Regions from separate parts of the Homo sapiens genome. Here region 1 is linked to region 2. Evidence: chromatin loops called from intact Hi-C (ENCODE). Cell type or tissue: heart right ventricle. All regions are shown on one strand.

What was found. A loop is a pair of places that touch in the nucleus more often than their neighbours do. Peaks named below come from ENCODE experiments on the same cell type or tissue, not always from the same donor. Only the 100,000 strongest peaks of a DNase experiment are listed, where the experiment ranks them.
Region 1: a loop joins it to region 2, with 2.5 times the contacts of the local background. A loop is called at or near these places in 9 of 110 quality-filtered maps.

The regions. Positions count from the first base shown.
Region 1 is chr18:79,933,296-79,935,795 of GRCh38, forward strand. It overlaps SLC66A2 (solute carrier family 66 member 2), which reads right to left. Exons shown (of 6, transcript NM_025078.5): 4 at 674-727. Among named protein-coding and RNA genes, the nearest start is that of SLC66A2, 17 kb to the right of the region's middle. In heart right ventricle, a CTCF peak has its summit at 1,322; a DNase peak (open chromatin) is centred at 1,216; H3K4me3 peaks cover 583 bases; H3K27ac peaks cover 1,135 bases.
Region 2 is chr18:80,033,556-80,036,055 of GRCh38, forward strand. It overlaps RBFA (ribosome binding factor A), which reads left to right and starts at 879. Exons shown (of 7, transcript NM_024805.3): 1 at 879-1,098. The coding sequence starts at 941. It also overlaps a transcript of TXNL4A not described here. RefSeq lists silencers at 165-334, 366-522, 405-724, 735-814, 925-1,074. In heart right ventricle, a CTCF peak has its summit at 1,103 (motif pointing right); a DNase peak (open chromatin) is centred at 676; H3K4me3 peaks cover 2,338 bases; H3K27ac peaks cover 1,796 bases.

The DNA of each region.
Region 1 (2,500 bases), 100 kb before region 2:
GAAGGGCAACTATGGAAAATCCATTAACTAACATCTACTTAGTGATGAAAGATGGAATGCTTTCTCACTAAAATGAAGAATAAGATAGGTGCATCCACTCTCACCGCCTATAACCAGGATAAGCAATAAAAAGAAATAAAAGCAACTACATTGGTAAGGAAGAATTAAAACTATATTTGCAAATGACAGAATCATATATAGAGAATCTACTAAACAACTCTTAGAACAAACCAGTTCAGCAGAATTGCATGATACAAGATCAACATGCAATGATCAATTACATTTCTATAAAGTAGCAATGAAGCAGCAGAACTGAAATTAAGAAAACAATTCCATTTACAATAGCATCAAAAAGGATAAAATACTTTGGAATAAATTTAACAAAGTCCAAAATTTGTCATCTAAATTTTTCTCCTCCCTTCCTGTCTCCCTCCTGCTTCCCCTTCCCGCCCCCATCTCCCCACACACAGAAGAGCATGGACAGGCTTCTAGTAACTACTTCATGCTTGAAAACAGCAGAGCTAGGAGTTGATTAGTTTGCTGTAGACTCGGCCACGCTTGGTAAAGATGACGCACGCACATGCACAGATGGAAGCAACAACAGGAGGAAGTACAGCTGCAGGAATGAAGCAAAAGGAACGTGCTGCGGACAGTGCACGCGCAGGGTACATACCCAGGAAGGACCGCCTGGGGGCAACCTTGACTTCTTCATCCTTGCTATCTGCAGCTACACGTTAAAAAGGGAGACAGAAACAGAAAGGGGAAAAAGACAGAAACATACTGGTTTTAACATGGGTAAACAGCTGTGTTCCCAGAACTTTTTGCATTTCTTTAAAAAAAAAAAAACAAACCAGAATAGAAAGATCACAAGATTTTGGTTTTTGTGCATTAGAAAACCCACTTTCTGAACTATTTTTCTGCAAACCTAACCTCTTCCAATATCATAAAAAAGTGAATGGGGAGAATGGGAGAAAAATTGAGCCAAAAATTGAAAGTTACCACATTTCCATTTAATCTCTCGGGAGAAAGGCAGCATGGGAGCCCGTCACAAGCGTGCTGTGCTGATGGAAAGCAGCCAGGCAGATCCTGCTTCCCTTTTCCTAGAAACTCATCTGTATGCAAGCTGCGGCTGCAATATAGCTGCCCCAGGTCAAAACTCTTCAGAAGGCTGCCTGATAAAGCTGTTTTCAGAGTACACTCTGCTGTAAAAGGACAGCTGGTTCCGCACATGCACTTGACAAGCACCTCTGCACAGACACAGACACAGGGACAATGTGACAGGGACCCAGCACCCTCCAGGGCCCAGCACTGGCAATGACAGGTTATAAGTCAACCTTCCTATCTGCGCAGCCCCAGGACAAGACAGCAGCCAAGGTCCTGGAAAACAGTGTGGCCTCTAGGTGGCTCCTGGGAAGCCCCATGGGGTTTGGGATTGAAGACAGTTGATAAACAAGAGACTCAAATAAGTCCTGGGATCAGAAAGCAGAAGTAGGATCAAAGGTTGTGTTTGCCTGCCCCAGGCAATGTAGACTTAAAATGGAAATTTTGCAAGTGAACAGCTAAAAGCAAATACGAGGTGACCTCTGACCTCTGCCCTCTGCTACTTGGACTTAGGGTGTTGTTCCACTCACAAGGCAGGAACTGCAATATCTCTACCAAATTTGAGGGTTTTATAAACCAATGCAGCATACAAAGTGCAGTCTTCTCTCCTCCCTCAGCCTCCCCCAGCACTGCCTCTTGGATTCTATGGGTCCCTCAGCTCGTCCTCTCTGTTGCTTTGATTTAGACAACATCCCTCTCCACGGGCGCCTCTTCTAAAGACCAAGATCCTCAAGGGGTGGGAGGGAGGGACCACCCAAGGCAGGACTGCTCAGTCCACACTGTTTCCCTTCTCACATCCAGGTGTGACTGTGAACAGGCAATGGTGGGAGGCAGCCAGCCGGCAGGCTGGGGAAGAAGACATGGTTCAGGCTGCAGAGTCACATCCCACACCAGGCTGTGTCCTAGGCACAGCCTCAAGCTACCTGAGGCTCCTTGCCTGGAAAGCAGTGTGATCAGATCCACGTTTGTGTAGGATGGAATGCAGAGTTCTGATGCTGAGAGAGCTGCCAGGAACATTTTCAACAGTCACACACTTCCACAGATCTGTGCTGAACACGTCCTCCAGACCAGGCACTCAGGATCCAAAAAGGGCCCAGCAACATTTTCCTTTTCCTCCACACTCGGCATCAGGAGGTGGTGTCAGTGTCTTCTCCCCTTGATCATGGGTGGGCTTGTGACCACTCCAGTCCACAGAAGCAATGCTGTGATTTCCAAGACTTAGGTCATAAAAAAGATACAGCTTCCACCTGCTTTCTCAGGTAGCTCCCCCTTGGGACCTGGCCGCCATGTTGTGAGGAAGCCCAGGTCTCATGAGGAGGCCTTGGTGGGTGTCCCAGCAGAGCCTGGGTGGAGGTCCCAGCAGATAGATGGCTAGCACCAGCCATGCCAAAGAGCGAGT
Region 2 (2,500 bases):
GAAACAGACGGACCCCTCGCAGCCTCCCGCCGACAGCGGCCCTGCCCAGGTCTCCAGGCTTCGATGCCTTCGTTGCTTTGTGCGGCGCACCCGCCTACGTCAGTTCCCAGTATTTAAACAAAACGTGTTCCTAGCTACGCAGCGCCAGGCAACCAGGCGGTTCCCACGCTTCCCCGAGTGGCACACCCTCCGCGCAGCCCACGCGGCCTCCCCACGCCCAGCTCCCGCCGGCCCCGCCTCGCGTCGTCCTTCGCCCCGCCCCCGTTGCCGCCCCCCCCGCCCGCACACTGCCCACCTGGCGTTGTCTTCACCCCGCTTACACGCCGCTCGCTTCGCTCTGGTAGTCGCCCACCTCGCGCTGCCCTTCTCGCTTCAGTCTTCGCCCTGCCCACCCACCGCCCACCTCGCGCCAGTCTTCGCCCCGCCCATTCACCGCCCGCCTCGCGTCAGTCTTCGCCCCGCCCAACCACCGCCCGCTTCGCGTCGGTCTTCACCCCGCCCACTCGCCGTTCGCCTCGCGCCTTCGCCCCTCCGCCGTTGTCGCCCCGCCCCTTCTTGCGTCCAGTCTTTGCCCCGTCCCTCGCCGTCGCCCCGTCCACACGCCGTCAGCTTCGCGTCTGTCCTCGCCCCGCCCACCTACCGCCCCCCTCGGGCCTTCGCCCCTCCGCCGTCGTTGCCCCGCCCGCCTTGCACCCCGTCTTCGTCCCGCCCCGCGCCGTGGCCCCGCCCACACGCCGTCAGCTTCGCGTCTGTCCTCGCCCCGCCCTGCATCATCGCCCCGCCCTGCATCATCGCCCCGCCCACACGCCGCCTGCCAGGCGTGAGTCTTCCTCCCGCTCTGCGCCGTCGCCCCGCCCACACGCCGCCACCCTCGCGTCAGTTGTCGCTCCGCGCCTGCGCCCGTTGTCTCCCTGCTCGCTCCGGGTCCCGGCGCCGCGCCATGTGGGCTGCGGCGGGCGGGCTGTGGCGCTCCCGCGCGGGTCTCCGGGCCCTGTTCCGTAGCCGCGATGCTGCGCTATTTCCAGGCTGCGAGCGGGGACTTCACTGCTCTGCTGTCTCCTGCAAGAACTGGCTCAAGAAATTTGCCTCGAAAACCAAGTAATGCGGCGGGGGCGGTGTCCCTGGGCGCGGTATTCCCTAGGGGGCGGTGTCCCCGGGTTGCGGTGTCCGCTCATCCGCGTTCTTGCGCCCATGCGGCCTAGCTCGCCAGTTCCTGCCTCCTGGGGTCTGCAGCAGTTCTAGCTCTCACTGTCAGCATTTGCAGCTTTTGTGTTCGTGGACGTGTGTCGGGTTAAGAAAACAAAGTGACAATGTGTGTTTATTTTGATTCTTGTCACCAGACGTATTTTTCAGAAGATTAGTTTCAGAAAATGAGGAAAAATGAAAAAATATAAGAATTTCCTTGCTAATGTTGACTTTCTGTGTGAATTTGAAGACTAAAGCTTGTCATGATAATTAGTGTTTTTAAATTATGAAAGATAAGTACAATAAAATACATTGACTTTTCACACTGCTTTTAGTTCTTCTAAGTATGGTAGGTGGTTGTATGTTTTCTACTTTAATACACTACTTTTAAAGACAGTTTTAGACCCTGCAGAAAAATTGCAAAAATAGTACCGCGTTCCTGTGTCCTGGCACCCAGCTCCCCCTGTGTTAGCGTCGGACTTTAGCTTCCAACGTGTTCCAGTTAATGAGCCGATATTGATAAGAGTGTTGCTAACTGAAGCTCATACTTTATTCACTTTTCCTTGGTTCTGCCTGCTGTCCCTTCCTGTCCCAGGTGCCCACCCAAGGTCCACGTTACATTGAATTGTCTTGTTTCCTTAGGCTGGGGTAGTGTCCCAGACTGTCCCTGGTTTTGATGGCTGTGCCAGTTTTGAGGGGTACTGGTCAGGTGCTTTGCAGGATGCCTCTCTGTTGGAATGTGCCTGTTTTTTTAATGCTTAGACGTGGATTATGGCTTTTGGGGAGGAAGACTACAGAGGTAAAGGCCATTCTCATCGCACCGTATCCAGGGTCCACGCTGGCCGTGATCCCCTGCATGAGGTGCTTGCCAGGTTTCTCTACCGTAAAGTTACTCTTTTTGCCCCCTTTCCTTACTGTACTCTGGGAGAAAGTCGCTGTGTGCAGCCCATGCCTAATGAGTGGGGAATTTTGCTCATAAGTGGTTTGCATTCTGCACAAGGGATATGTCTCTTCACCCCATGTATTAATTCATTCATATCACCAAGAACTCATGGGTTATAATCCCGTGTTACTTAGTTTTGTTCGAATGTTTCCAGCTCAGGCCCTTAGGAGCTCACTAAGCTCCTATGTCCTGTTTGCATACCCTGTCATTGTGGGGTTTTGCTGGGTTCTGTGTGTGTTAAACACTTTCCTACTTTCTGGCACTACAAGATACTCCAGGCTCATCTTGTGTGTTTCGTACCACAGCCCTAAAATCAGCCATTTCTCCAAGAAGCCCTCGTTCCTTTTATTGGAGAGAGAGATTAGAAACCAT